2 separate regions of the Mus musculus genome follow, and region 1 is linked to region 2. The links are chromatin loops, found by intact Hi-C in ENCODE. Cell type or tissue: left cerebral cortex. All regions are shown on one strand. Each heading gives the region's core, and the rest is flanking DNA. Links, peaks and the distances in the headings are about the cores only.

Region 1 (7,727 bases), core at 1,834-6,833, 420 kb after region 2:
AGTGAATGCCTGCTGCCTTTGGAAATTGAGATGATGGGCTATGTTTGGGAAAGGATGACTAGGGAAGAAGTTTTTGTGATCCTCCTGGGTTGGCCCTTTACAGGAAAGAAGAAGCACAGCAGATTTCCTGCTATACATCTGAGAAAGAAAACAGGGAAATTTTAAGTGAGAGAGCAAAGAGAGAGATGTGGATCTGCCATTAGGTTTCTGTTACAATGGAAAGACTGGCGCTTCTGTTAGCATGAGGGAAAGGTGGCTTGGGGTCTGGAACAGTGCAAAGAGTAGGAGGAGGGAGGATAGAAGGGGAAGATGTGTGTGGTCCACAGAAGTATGAGCAATGAAAACTCTGTCAGGTGGTATGCTACAGAGATGGGGTTGAGAAAGTGGGATAGGGTCTGGTAGAACTGATGTAAGAGAAGATCTGTAAGCAGTCCACCTGGTATGCTGGCAGGCATGGCCTGCAGCCATGGTACTCAAATTGTAACTCCCCTTCCCTTTCGCAGTCTAATGACCCCTTCATAGGGGTTGAATATCAGATATCCTGTATATCAGGTATTTACAGTATGATTCGTAACAGTAGCAACATTACAGTTATGAAGTAGCCAGGAAGTACTTTAATGGTTCTGTTTGTCCACAACATAAAAAACTCTTTTAAGAGGTCCCAGCATTAAGAAATTTGAGAACAATTAGCCTAGGACATGTAGATCCGTAATGAATCAGTCCCTTCAAATGTTTTCAAAACAGATGAAAGATTTTTGCATGTGTTGACCCACAAACATTTCTCTCCCAGAAGGTGTAGACTTCCTCCACTTTGGCCTGCTCTTCTCAGTTGTCATAAGAGCATGATAATGGAGTTCTCATTTGCCAAGATTAAATTCCAAGAAAAAACACAATGAGTTTCTACTACTCGTGGCACAATAAGAGTTCTGCAAAAACATCCACACTAAGCTTGGCTGTTTGGACTACACGTTACTTATCTTAACAAACAGATCTGGAATCTAGACTGACTTCAAAAGTTTTATTCATATTAAATATTATTTGGTTAAGGTTTTGTCTACAGAGATGTTTGTGGCCATGGAGACCAGAAGAGGGCTTCAGGTCCTCTGAATAACCAGTTACAAGTGGTTGAAAATTCTTCCATGTGTGCTGGGAATTAAACAGAGTTCTCTGAGAGAGCAGTAATTGCTTTTGCAGCTGAGTTCCCACAAACTGAGTCTTTAAAAAGAAACTCTACACTGTCTTTCCTTCCGTAATGAGTAAACACTCATGTTTGATTTTTCCTTTCCTTTGACCACGGTCATCTATTCTGCTCAGTCCAATGCAGATATGTTTCTTCAAAGAAGCTCAGTTGGCCCATGCTTAGGGCCAGCACCTAAATTGAATCCCAGTTTGCAAGACATCAAACAAGAACATCAAAAGTATAGATGGCAGGTAGAGTATCCCAGACTGTAGTGCTGCCCTTCCCACCCGCCCCCACTATTTTAACATATTATAGATGATTTAAATCCTCATTTACCATGCTGCATGTCCCCAGATTCACTGTAAATTCTTCCACAACATGATTGTCTAACCAGAAGTCATTGGTAACACTGGTTGTTATTGTTGCTGTTGTTTGTTGTTGTTTGTTGTTGTTGTTGTTGTTGCTGTTGCTGCTGGAAGAAAGATGTAGATCATAGCTGGCTAGATTCTAAGACCACATTTGGCTCCAAGAAAGAACACTTTGCAGAAGCCAGGGAGTGGAATGCTTCAGCCACCAAGTGGGGATGGGACTTCCACATTGACTTCCACTCTGAGGTCTCAGAAACCTCACAGGCATGAATGGCAATGAAACCCAGGGCCTGACTCTTCAGCTTCTCTGTGCTGTTGAGGTCAGCCAGGATGAGAGTGTGTGCAGCATTCTTCACAGAGAGGCTCCTGCAGAGGACATCCTCACACAGGACCTTCAGGCCCACCAGGCCATACTTGTCAGCAGCTGGCAGCACATCACAGGCCATGGAGTGGCTGTGGAGGTGTGGTGCCTTCCCTGTGTAGATGAAACCCATCATCTCCTTAAAGACATCAAGATCCAGGTCCATGATCTCAATGGGGTTCTTTAGACTCTCCTTCATTTCATTTTCAAACATGGCTCTGAAAACTGGAGAGCGAGCTGCTAGGATTGCCTTGTGAGCCTTGAATTCATGGCCAGCTACCAGCAGGCAGCAATCTGTGAAGAGGGAATTCTCCCATAGCTCCCCTAGATCATCTGTCAACATGTGCCTTGGGTCCTTGATTGCAGGTATCCTCTTCTGTCCAGGCATGTCAAATATGGTTCCAACTATGCTCACCTTGCAGCATATGGTGAACTGGTCTTCAGGGAGAAACCAATTCATATGGGAGAGGAGAAGACCTCGAAGGAGAAACTTTTTTAATCCCCTGTGTTCGTATTGCAGAAAGCATTGGACATTGGAGATCTTCCTACTTTGATATTTCTCTCCTTGGGAATTTATGATCCAGAACTCGAACTTTGCCAGAATTGGGCTCTCCAGAGCGCTGAGCAACTCCAGATAAACTGACAGGTAATCTTTGCTTTCTTCATCAACCCCATTTGGGTACAACCTCAAACACCATGCCACTTCCTTACTGGCCTCTAATGAGAACACTGGGCTTGTAATACTTTTCTGATGTACCCCCATGCAAAATGAAAAGTTGCTAATGGTCCAATTATAGCAGAATTTCTGGACATTGATCTGTGTGTAGCCCCAGCTCTTGAATTCCAAGTCCCCTGCCATTTCTGCTGGCGATAGTTTGGAGGTTAAAGTTGGTCTGAGAAGAAGAACTAGAAGTTATTTATTCTTCCTCCTGTTGGATACAATTATAGGTATACTTTAGATTTTAGATTGAATTTCTTTTAGATTCCCTCTCTCTCTCTCTCTCTCTCTCTCTCTCTCTCTCTCTCTCTCTCTCTCTCTCTCTCTTTCTTCTTTTTCGGTCTGACTTTCTCTGCCTCTCCTGACTTCTCACCCTACACAACTCTCCTCCCCATGCTCTAAACAAAATCTATACTAATCCTGTCATATTGCTTCAGGGGGAAGGGATGCCTCAGCATGTATCCACCACAGTACCACTCCCTACCTCACCATACCTGGCTATAGCAAAAATATCCTGGATTTCATTTTCTAACACTGATGTTGTGACTCGGATTTGAAAAATTGCAGGTTAATATATTCATTGCCACATGAAGTTTCCATCCAACACACCACTCACTAGAACTCTCCATCCAAACACCAGCAAATGGGTAAGCTCCCTCTCCCACACTGGTGAGTGTAAATATCTCCTGGTTCCAAGGGAGGGCTGTTGAACTCCCAGCCACCCTGTAGTATCATTGTGGATGGAGACAGTCCCGGTCTTTATGATTGTCCTTTTTGCTGAGTCCTCATTTTAGGACATTTTCCCTTGGGTGAGATTTCCTCTCTCCTCTGTGTCTTTTTCTTTTCTCACTGCTGAGAAACCCCAGGCCTGGGTAAACCATTCTTCATCTCTCTACCCACTCAGGTACTGGCCTGAGCTCAGACCCCAATTGACTACTTGAAATCATTGTGATCTGTCCCTCCTGTTATTTTAGTTAACTTATCCTCAGGATGCTTCCACTCTCACCCAGAAAGGATATGCCTTTGCAGCCACTCCCAGGATCCTTACTGAGATGCCTCCCACTCTTTAAGGCTTCCGAATTCACAGGCTACATTTGGCCCCAATATCCACTAAGCAATGACTCATCATTGCTGTTTAAGGACACTTAAATTTTTTTTACAAGTCTCTCACTAGCCATCCAGATAAATGGAAAGATTTCTATGCAGGGTCCCCTCCCACCACCTCTATATCTTGCCATTTTACTTCTTTGCTCTCCCTCCTGCATACAGGCAGTGACAAGACTGCCTGGATTTTGGTATGATAACCACTGAGGAAACAGTGTTCCCCCTTGATTCTGACATTGCCCCTGTGGCTGAGGTTAGCCTCCTCTCTCTGCTTTCTCCATTGCATGTTTACTCCCTGCCTGACCCAAAACCACAGGGCATAAAACATGCTGTGCTAGAGCAGAGTTGCAGATAGACAGAGCACAGATGCAGGACCTGCCTCTTACTCCCTGCACCACCCCAGGTGCTTGCTCTCTTACCCTGCCCCACTTATGCCCTGCTCACACCAGTTTGAGTTCTGCCTATGCTTCTGTGCTCCTGGGCCCCCTCCCCCACCACCACCACCACTGTCAACTCTCTGGTTTCTTTCCATTCTCTTCTGTATCAGTTCTAAACCAGGTGTAACAGCTGACCTGCTCAATGAGTAGATCAGACCCACTGCTCTGGCTACAGTAACAGAGGCTGACTATGGAGAAAGCAGTGACCTCTTGTCCATCAAACAAAATGTGTCCATTTGTATGTTTGTCTTTTTAATGTTTTTATCTGCTGATAAACAATTATTTCTGCCATTCCAAGATATAACAAACATGTGACATTCCTCCAGGCAGAGCTGTAGCTTCAGCACCACCTTGGTTTGGGGCAATCTTGTGAGTGTCTGCCATTTTTTCTATGGGCAGATAAGGTTTTTCTATGCTATTGCTTCAGTGCCATTTTAGCTAAGGGAGGTCACATGAATGACTGTATCTTCAGGGCCATCTTAGTTAATGACAGTCCCATACCCACCCACAATCTTTTTTATGGACAATTCCTGCCTCACTGCCTTCCCATCTTAGAACATAATGACTTAGGGTTTCCTATGTCTATCCTGCCTTGGTAAATAATAATTTTAATATTAATTTAAAGATCTACAACAGTAAAAAAGTTAAAGTGGTCACAGGTGCGTGGTTTCATTTCTGGGTCTTCAAATCTACCTGTCTGTCACTGTACCAGTACCATGCAGTTTTTATCACAATGGCTCTGTAGTACAGCTTGAGGTCAGGGATGGGTGATTCCACCAGAAGTTCTTTTATGGTTGAGAATAGTTTTTGCTATCCTAGGATTTTTGTTATTCCAGATGAATTTGCAAATTGCCCTTTCTAACTCGGTGAAGAATTGAGTTGAAATTTTGATGAGGATTGCATTGAATCTGTAGATTGCTTTCAGCAAGATAGCCATTTTTACTATATTGATCCTGCCAATCCATGAGCATGGGAGATCTTTCCATCTTCTGAGATCTTTGATTTCTTTCTTCAGAGACTTAAAGTTCTTATCACACAGATCTTTCACTTCCTTAGAGTTAGTATTATTTGTGACTATTATGAAGGATGTTGTTTCCCTAATTTCTTTCTCAGCCTGTTTATCCTTTGTGTAGAGAAAGGCCACTGATTTGAGTTTATTTTATATCCAGCTACCTCACTGAAGCTGTTTATCAGGTTTAGGCATTCTCTGGTGGAATTTTTAGGATCACTAGGGCACATGCTCCACTATGTTTATAGCAGCCTTATTTAGAATAGCCAGAAGATGGAAAGAACCAAGATGTGTTTCAACAGAGGAATGGATACAGAAAATGTGGTACATTTATACAATATGGTACTACACAGCAATTAAAAACAATTAATTCATGAAATTCTTAGGCAAATGTATGCATCTGGAGGATATCATCCTGAGTGAGGTAACCCAATCACAAAAGAACACACATGATATGCACTCACTAGTAATCAGATATTAGCCCAGAAACTTAGAATATCCAACATACAATTTGCCAAGCACATGAAACTCAAGAAGAAGGAAGACCAAAGTGTAGAAACTTCGCTCCGTCTTAGAATGGGGAACAAAATATCAATGGAAGGAGTTACAGAGACTAAGTTCAGAGCTGAGATGGAAGGACCATCCAGAGACTGCCCCACCCAGAGATCCATCCCATATAAAGCACCAAACCCAGACACCAGAAAGATTTTGCTGACAGGACCCTGACATAGCTCTCTCTCTTTTTTTTTTTCTTTGTTTTTGTTTTTCAAGACAGGGTTTCTCTGTATAGCCCTGGCTGTCTTGGAACTCACTTTGTAGACAAGGCTGGCCTCAAACTCAGAAATCTGCCTGCCTCTGCCTCCCAAGTGCTGAGATTAAAGGCGTGGGCCACCACGCCTGGTCATAACTTTCTCTTGTGAGAGTATACCAATGCCTGGCAAATACAGAAGTAGATGCTCACAATCATCTATTAGATGGAACACAGGGCCTCTAATGAAGGAGCTAGAGAAAGTATCCAAGGAGCTAAAGGGATCTGCAACCCTATAGGAGGAACAACAATATAAATTAACTAGTACCTGCCAGAGCTGTGTCTCTAGTTGTGTGGGGAGCCGCCCTCACATTCGCCGTTACAAGATAGCGCTGACATCCTGAGTTCTAAGTGGTAAACAAATAATCTGCACATGTGCCAAGGGTAGTTCTCCACTCCATGTGCTCTGCCTTCCCCTTGATGACAACTCGGCCAATGGGCTGCAGCCAATCAGGGAGTGACACGTCCTAGGAGGAGGATAATTCTCCTTAAAAGGGACGGGGTTTCGCCATTCTTGCGCTTGCTCCTGAAGATGTAAGCAATAAAGCTTTTGCCGCAGAAGATTCCGGTTTGTTGCGTCTTTCCTGGCTGGTCGCAAACGCGTGTAAGATAGTTGCATATGTAGCAGAGGATGGCCTAGTAGGCCATCAGTGGAAAGAGAGGCCCATTCGTCGTGCAAACTTTATATGCCTCAGTACAGGGGAATGCCAGGGCCAAGAAGTGGGAGTGGGTGGGTAGGGGAGTGGGGGCCGAGGGTATGGGGGACTTTTTGGATAGCACTGGAAATGTAAATGAAGAAAATACCTAATTAAAAATTTAAAAAAAAAAGGAATGGAGATAGGTTAGAAGTCTGAGGGGTTCACAGGAGGGAGGAAATTCCATCAGAATCTGCTTACATTGTCTCCTTGGAATTCAGCAACACAGTGAAAGGTGGTCAGGCCAGGCGGTGGTGGTGCATGCCTTTAATCCCAGCACTTGGGAAGCAGAGGCAGGCAGATTTCTGAGTTCAAGGCCAGCCCAGTCTACAGAGGGAGTTCCAGGACAGCCAGGGCTACACAGAGAAACCCTGTCTGGGAAAAAACAAAAAACAAACAAACAAACAAAAAAAAAAAGAAAAGTGGTCAGACCAGAAAGATTCTATAGAGTTGGGGATTAGACTGGTAGTTGTGGTTTTACAAGAAGTGAAGGAGAAGGGAAGATCTACAGGCATCTTCCATGCTTCCCCTCAGGATTGGACAGTGAGTTATCAGTGAGTGTGTTCTGGAGTTAGGCTCTAGAATACAGCAATGAGTTAGCCTGTGGGATCTTAAAAAAGAATTGTCTCTGGGACTCGAAGGAGATGCACGCAGGCAGAAAGTAAGGCTACAGCTGGTGTTATGACATAGTTCTATAGATGAGACTGGTTGTTGATTTTGGAAGAGAGGTGTTGGTCATATCTGTCTAGCTCCTAAAATCCCTTAAGGCGTTTGAATGATGATTCTAAGAAAACACTCTGTGCAGAAGCCAGGGAGTGGAATCTTTCATCCACCAAGTGGGGATGGGACTCCACCATTGACTTCCACCCGGAGCTTTTAGAGACCTCAGAAGCATGAACTGCAATGAAATGGAGAGAGCCCGAGTCTTCAGCTGCTCTGTGCTGTGGAGGTCAGCCACGATGAGAGTGTGTGCAGCATTCTCCACAGAGAGGTTCCTGCAGAGGGAATCCTCACATATGACCTTCAAGCCCTCAAGGCCATACTTGT
Region 2 (7,727 bases), core at 1,045-6,044:
ACCCAGAAAGATCCACAAGAGTAGAATTGATTTTCAAATTTAATTTGAGGCCAAGCAGAGCAGTTCAGGAAAAACTGACAGAACTCAGATTGAATCAGTTACCTTGAGAGGAGCCTTAAATCAACCAACCAGCGCTCAGAATGAACTAGGAAGGAGTGAGATTATTCAGACATAACTCTCAGATGCTAAAAACATTCTAGGAGTAGAATAGATTTTATGAAAACTCAAAGTTTCCAGGGCTAGGCCAAGGTTGGCATGTGGAGGCAGAAAGCCTCAGAGATGATAATAAATACAGATGAATAATAGTTAGTTTTACAATAAACATGTTAGAAAGTCAACTGCTAGATCAACTCTGGAGGAAAGTCTGGTTAAGACATCTTCAATTTAGATACCAGTGTCTAGAAACTGTGAAAGATGTGATTCTAGGTGTTTGAGAACTCGGATCTGAGTCTCTGGTCCTTCCCACCAAGTTCATAAAACAACCTGATGAAGAGTCACTGATGTTAATAATAGCAATAAGTCCAAGGAAGGAAACAAAAATCAAAACAAATTAATTGATTTATCCAGAGGGATGAGTAGCATTGGAGCCAGACATACAGGAGAGCTGGGAGTATCTGAACTAATTGAATCACTGTAGTTATTTCTGTGTCCTCCAGACTGTACGTGTAAGATATGACAAACTGGAGAGATGAGAGATGTAGGCAGAATTTTACACTTCATTGTACATAAGGGCAATAATAACAAATCTTTGATATCTCTTCAATATATGCTACAGCCCTTGGAAAGCAGCAAAACCTCTCCCTTTTCAGGACTAGCAGAGAAAGCATGGCAGTCCAAATCTGTAAGGGACAGAACTTATCAGAGGAGAATGCAGAGTTAGGAGGTGAATCCTGCCAATTAAAGTGATTGAATTGAGAAGCATTTAGAATATCCCTAAACCACACCCTTAAATGGCTCTTGAAAAGGATTTCCAATGAGGATTTCCTGAGGTAAAGTACAAGATCACTAACCAAATTGGGTGGAGTCATCATTAAGTTTGGTGGTTCTGATTAGAATAACACAAAGGAAAGAAGAAGAGCACCTTCATAGTTTTGGGGCTCTGCTTCCTGCCCACCATATAGGACCATATAGGAGCTCTGCCACATTCCGTCCTGTTTGTGAACACTCAGAGTTCAGACCAGTTAAGGAAAACACCCCTTCTCTGATCATTCTTAAGGCAGGAATCAGTGTAAGACAAACACAAGGGTAAATAAGCAATCTCTGTGCAGAGATTCACATGATTATGATTACTTTATTTATTGAAGACTGACCCTAGCAAGAAAAGTAAACTGGTGATGGCTATTCTTCTTGTGTTACTACCTGTGGACCTAAGTACCATAAAAAACTTGAGGGCATGCCTTTTATATATATATATATATATATATATATATATTTTTTTTTTTTTTTTTTTTTTTTTTGCTTAAGTAGAAGTAGATAGATCCAATTAAAAAACAGACTCTTAGCCAGGCGTGGTGGCGCACGCCTTTAATCCCAGCACTCTGGAGGCAGAGGCAGGTGGATTTCTGTGTTCAAGGCCAGCCTGGTCTACAAAGTATGTTCCAAGACAGCCAGGGCTATAGAGAAACCCTGTCTCGAAAAAAAAAAACAAAAAAAAACAACAACAACAACAACAAAAAAAAAACCAAAAAACCAGACTCTTCAGGTAGAAACACACACCTTTAATCTGAGTTGTGAAGCAGGAAACACCCATCTTTAATCCAGATCTTGAGACTAGAAGACACACCTTCAACTGGGCCACACCTTCTGCCCCAAGCCTATATAAGCACTTGGAAGAAGGAAGCTATGTCTTTGCCTGCTTGCTCTCATCTTACAAGCAAACCCATTTCATCACAGGTATTGGATCTCTTCAGAGTTCCAGCATCTACTGAGGAACACCTGAGACTTCAAACCTTGTGGACTAAGTAAGTACTGGCTTTAGCCACTGTTGGATTAACTGGATCTCATCCTATAAGCTCATCCACTTTCTATTGATATGGTGGAATTCATTCTATATGTTCTCTACAGGACACCAAATAATACCGATATATTTGAAATGTGAATGTATAGCATTTTCCAAACTCATCCAAAGTTCATTATAATAATTGTTGTACTTTATGGAAAGAAAGCCAGGATATGTTTATTAGAACCAAATATGGTAAGAGCTGGAGGAGTGCTTTGGCGGGCCCATGCTGAGGCATCCCTTCCTCCTGTGGTACCAGCCACAGTATAGAAGAGTGATTATTGTATAGATTGGTTTAATACAGGTTTCCTGTAGAATAGAGTTTATTTAGAGCATGGGAATGGGAGTTGACAAGGGGTGAGAAGAGAGTAGAGGGCAGAGAAAGAAGTGGGGGGGGGAGGAAGAGGAAAGGAGATTGAAAAAAAAAAGAATAGAGTCAGGCCAGGAACATGTGGAGAAAGAGGGCGAGGGGGAATGGGAGAGAGGGAGAAAGTGGTTACAGAGTCAGGGAGAGTAAGAGAGAATAAAATTGCAAGGAGGGGGTAAATAAACTGTTTTATAGTGAATCATGTGTACCTGACCAGGTGACTGTTGGATGAAGCCTAGTAAGAATGGTAACATTCTTTCATTTTGGATTAATTCAAAATAAAAGGAAAAACTAGGCAGAGCCGATTGTGGAGCACGAATAGGGTCAGTCATTATCTTTAGTTACTTCCTGCTGACTTTGGGATGATGAGTCTTTGGGAAACCAAAGAAAATGTGGATAGAGATGATGGTCCAGTCTTAGGAGAGTTGACTGTTTCCTTGTTATCCGGGGTTTGTGGAACCATCTGTAGGTAAAAGGAGTAGGTCCAGTTGAAGCATCCGTGTCTGTGAGAGTAGATTGGAGCATGTGGGTTGCTTCTCTGGAGCTGTCATGGATGTTGATTTTGAGTAAAGTGCTGGACCTGACTTCCTGTTTCAAAATGCTGAAACATTGTGTGTGTGTGTGTGTGTGTGTTATTAGTAGTAATAGTACTAGTAGAAATAGAAGAAGAAGAAGAAGAAGAAGAAGAAGAAGAAGAAGAAGAAGAAGAAGAAGAAGAAAGAGAAGAAGAAAGAGAAGAAAAAATATATAGTAGAGAATAAAGTTAAGTATGTGCTTTGGGAGAGAATTTTTCTTAGGAGTACATTTGAAGCCCTTAGGTCTTGGTGGTTGGGGTGAGGGGAGTTCCAATGCTAGGGAACAGGAGAGGAATCCCATCTTCTAGAATAGGTCACAAGTGGGAATGTAGATTATTAATTGGCAGGTGTAATTATCAAAATGGAGTCTGTTGGGTCCATGAGAGGTAGATTTGATTGTGTTTCTTGGAGCTTATGTGTTTACAAAAGAGATAAATTTGTTAACAGGATGAACAGTCTTTAAGGTGAGCTTAGGAAAGACAAAGACCTTTCCTAGAGCAGAAGGAGCAAGAAGGGCTTTTTCTTCTGCTTAGGAGACTGAAAAAAATACATGTATAATGAAAAGCCTTTTTGAAATATGCTTCAAAAAGACAGTTATTGGAAACTGGAAAATTTGATGACCTTATGAATATGATAATTGATCATATCATTTAGCATGAGAAACACCTTAGGTCTATAGTTAAAAAAACATCCACAGGAAATTTATATTTGTAACTATGACAGCTGATAGTATAGATTTAGCATGAGAAATACTTTAAGTCTATAGGTTAAAGAAAATGAACTGAAACTTAAAATTTGTAGTTATGATTATAAAAGTTGGATCATATAGTGGAATGTTTTACAAGGGTTAGGCTAATTTATAAGAACTCTATTTATTAATGTTAGGACAGTAGCGTAACAAGCAGAGGAAAAATGATGCATTGAGTCTCTGGTAACTGAGTTTAGAAAAGGAAGTAACAGAAGGTTATGTCTGTGAAAGGTTACATCTGAACTTTGTATCCTTTATCATGAAACCAGAGAGTAAAGCAAACCTGTCTGATTTGATAAGAGATCTGGTAGTCTTAAGTAGTTAACAAATTGACTAATGAGCTAATAAGGTGGTAAATTACCTTGGGGTAAGGAACTAGAGGTCTGTTTTCTAGTTGTAGTTAGCTCAGCTGTCAATGTAGTTAGAAATTCAGGAAAAATAAATTATAATCTAGATGTCATTAATTAAAATGACAGAGGTTGGTCAATAGACCACTCCATAGAAGGTTTCATCAGGTCCCTGCATTCTCCATGACAACTTGGGCAGATTATGTGTGTCCATTAGGCCCAGAGAACAATAAGCATTTTTTTTGTGGAATAGGATCTGGGGAAATGAATCACCTTGCCCTAGGCAATATGAGAGATTTAACTCTCTGGGTATCCTCACTTTGACAGTGTAGGGTGAGTTCAGGAAGCCTCAATGCAATGGAGCTCTATAACTCATGGTTATCATAACACAATCTAGGCAGTCTTGTCACTGTCCCTACATCTTCTTGGAGACCTTGATAGGGGTAGGGGAGGTTGTAACTGTTTTGCTTTGGGGGGTCTCTATTCTAGTAAGCTTAAACATTTAATGTTACATTTTAGTAGATCTCTGACAAGATTGAGAGCTAGTATCTATTAAGTGTTTCTGAGTTAGGTGCCCCCTTGGAATCAGAGATGTGGATGTTAGGAGTGGATGTTCTCAAGGTATGGTAGGAAGAGGTAAATGTGCTGGGTCAGGGCTGCCAGAGAATGACAGATGAGAGGTCAGATGGATGAGTGGAGAGGGGAGAGCCGACTAAGTTAAGATCTTTAATTTAAGGCAGTGATCTTTAACCTTTTTTACTGTTGTAGATCTTTAAATTAATATTAAAATTATTATTTACCAAGGCAGGATAGACATAGGAAACCCTAAGTCATTATGTTCTAAGATGGGAAGGCAGTGAGGCAGGAATTGTCCATAAAAAAGATTGTAGGTGGGTATGGGACTGTCATTAACTAAGATGGCACTGAAGATACAGTCATTCATGTGAACTCCCTTAGCTAAAATGGCACTGAAGCAATAGCATAGAAAAACCTTATCTGCCCACAGAAAAAATGGCAGACACTCACAAGATTGCCCCAAACCAAGGTGGTGCTGAAGCTACAGCTCTGCCTGGAGAAATGTCACATGTTTGTTATATCTTGGAATGGCAGAAATAATTGTTTATCAGCAGATAAAAACATTAAAAAGACAAACATACAAATGGACAAATTTTGTTTGGTGAACAAGAGGTCACTGCTTTCACCATAGTCAGCCTCTGTTACTGTAGCCAGAGCAGTGGGTCTGATCTACTCATTGAGCAGGTCAGCTGTTACACTTGGTTTAGAACTGATACAGAAGAGAATGGAAAGAAACCAGAGAGTTGACAGTGGTGGTGGTAGGAGGCCCCAGGAGCACAGAAGCATAGGCAGAACTCGAACTAGTGTGAGCAGGGCACAAGTGGGGAAGGGTAAGAGAGCAAGCACCTGGGGTGGTGCAGGGAGTAAGAGGCAGGTCCTGCAGCTGTGCTCTGTCTATCTGCAACTCTGCTCTAGCACAGCATGTTTTATGCCCTGCGGTTTTGGGTCAGGCAGGGAGTAAACATGCAATGGAGAAAGCAGAGAGAGGAGGCTAACCTCAGCCACAGGGGCAATGTCAGAATCAAGGGGGAACACTGTTTCCTCAGTGGTTATCATACCAAAATCCAGGCAGTCTTTTCACTGCCTGTATGCAGGAGGGAGAGCAAAGAAGTAAAATGGCAAGATATAGAGGTGGTGGGAGGGGACCCTGCATAGAAATCTTTCCATTTATCTGGATGGCTAGTGAGAGACTTGTAAAAAAATTTAAGTGTCCTTAAACAGCAATGAAGAGTCATTGCTTAGTGGATATTGGGGCCAAATGTAGCCTGTGAATTCGGAAGCCTTAAAGAGTGGGAGGCATCTCAGTAAGGATCCTGGGAGTGGCTGCAAAGGCATATCCTTTCTGGGTGAGACTGGCAGCATCCTGAGGATAAGTTAAATAAAACAACAGGAGGGATAGATCACCAAGACCTCAAGTAGTCAATTGGGGTCTGATCTCAGGCCAGTACCTGAGTGGGTAGAGATGTGAAGAATGGTTTACCCAGGCCTGGGGTTTCTCAGCAGTGAGAAAAGAAAAAGACACAGAGGAGAGAGGAAATCTCACTCAAGGGAAAATGTCCTAAAATGAGGACTCAGCAAAAAGGACAATCATAAAGACTGGGACTGTCTCCATCCACAATGATACTACAGGGTGGCTGGGAGTTCAACAGCCCTCCCTTGGAACCAGGAGATATTTACACTGACCAGTGTGGGAGAGGGAGCTTACCCATTTGCTGGTGTTTGGATGGAGAGTTCTAGTGAGTGGTGTGTTGGATGGAAACTTCATGTGGCAATGAATATGTTAACCTGCAATTTTTCAAATCCGAGTCACAACATCAGTGTTAGAAAATGAAATCCAGGATATTTTTGTTTTAGCCAGGTATGGTGAGGTAGGGAGTGGTACTGTGGTGGGTACATGCTGAGGCATCCCTTCCCCCTGAAGAGATATGACAGGATTAGTATAGATTTTGTTTAGAGCATAGGGAGGAGAGTTGTGTAGGGGTGAGAAGTCAGGAGAGGTGGAGAAAGTCAGACCGAAAAAGAAGAGAGAGAGAGAGAGAGAGAGAGAGAGAGAGAGAGAGAGAGAGAGAGAGAGAGAGAAAGAGAGAGAGAGAAAGAGAGAGAGAAAGAGAGAGAGAAAGAGAGAGAGAAAGAGAGAGAGAAAGAGAGAGAGAGAGAGAGAGAGAAAGAGAGAGAGAAAGAGAGAGAGAAAGAGAGAGAGAATCTAAAAGAAATTCAATCTAAAATCTAAAGTATACCTATAATTGTATCCAACAGGAGGAAGAATAAATAACTTCTAGTTCTTCTTCTCAGACCAACTTTAACCTCCAAACTATCGCCAGCAGAAATGGCAGGGGACATGGAATTCAAGAGCTGGGGCTACACACAGATCAATGTCCAGAAATTCTGCTATAATTGGACCATTAGCAACTTTTCATTTTGCATGGGGGCACATCAGAAAAGTATTACCAGCCCAGTGTTCTCATTAGAGGCCAGTAAGGAAGTGGCATGGTGTTTGAGGTTGTACCCAAATGGGGTTGATGAAGAAAGCAAAGATTACCTGTCAGTTTATCTGGAGTTGCTCAGCGCTCTGGAGAGCCCAATTCTGGCAAAGTTCGAGTTCTGGATCATAAATTCCCAAGGAGAGAAATATCAAAGTAGGAAGATCTCCAATGTCCAATGCTTTCTGCAATACGAACACAGGGGATTCAAAAAGTTTCTCCTTCGAGGTCTTCTCCTTTCCCATATGAATTGGTTTCTCCCTGAAGACCAGTTCACCATATGCTGCAAGGTGAGCATAGTTGGAACCGTATTTGACATGCCTGTACAGAAGAGGACACCTGCAATCAAGGACCCAAGGCACATGTTGACAGATGATCTAGGGGAGCTATGGGAGAATTCCCTCTTCACAGATTGCTGCCTGCTGGTAGCTGGCCATGAATTCAAGGCTCACAAGGCAATCCTAGCAGCTCGCTCTCCAGTTTTCAGAGCCATGTTTGAAAATGAAATGAAGGAGAGTCTAAAGAACCCCATTGAGATCATGGACCTGGATCTTGATGTCTTTAAGGAGATGATGGGTTTCATCTACACAGGGAAGGCACCACACCTCCACAGCCACTCCATGGCCTGTGATGTG

The links. Hi-C counts contacts between places; a loop is a spot of excess contacts. Peaks named below come from ENCODE experiments on the same cell type or tissue, not always from the same donor. Only the 100,000 strongest peaks of a DNase experiment are listed, where the experiment ranks them.
Region 1: a loop joins it to region 2, with 13 times the contacts of the local background. A loop is called at or near these places in 23 of 42 quality-filtered maps.

What each region holds. Positions count from the first base shown.
Region 1 is chr3:94,235,032-94,242,758 of GRCm38, forward strand. It overlaps the pseudogene Gm4982 and the pseudogene Gm9141. Among named protein-coding and RNA genes, the nearest start is that of Spopfm2, 61 kb to the left of the region's middle. In left cerebral cortex, for the core only: no CTCF peak of the experiment used is centred there; a DNase peak (open chromatin) is centred at 3,711.
Region 2 is chr3:93,819,082-93,826,808 of GRCm38, forward strand. It overlaps Tdpoz3 (TD and POZ domain containing 3), which reads left to right and starts at 6,939. Exons shown (of 1, transcript NM_207271.2): 1 at 6,939-7,727. The coding sequence starts at 6,939. In left cerebral cortex, for the core only: no CTCF peak of the experiment used is centred there; no DNase peak of the experiment used is centred there.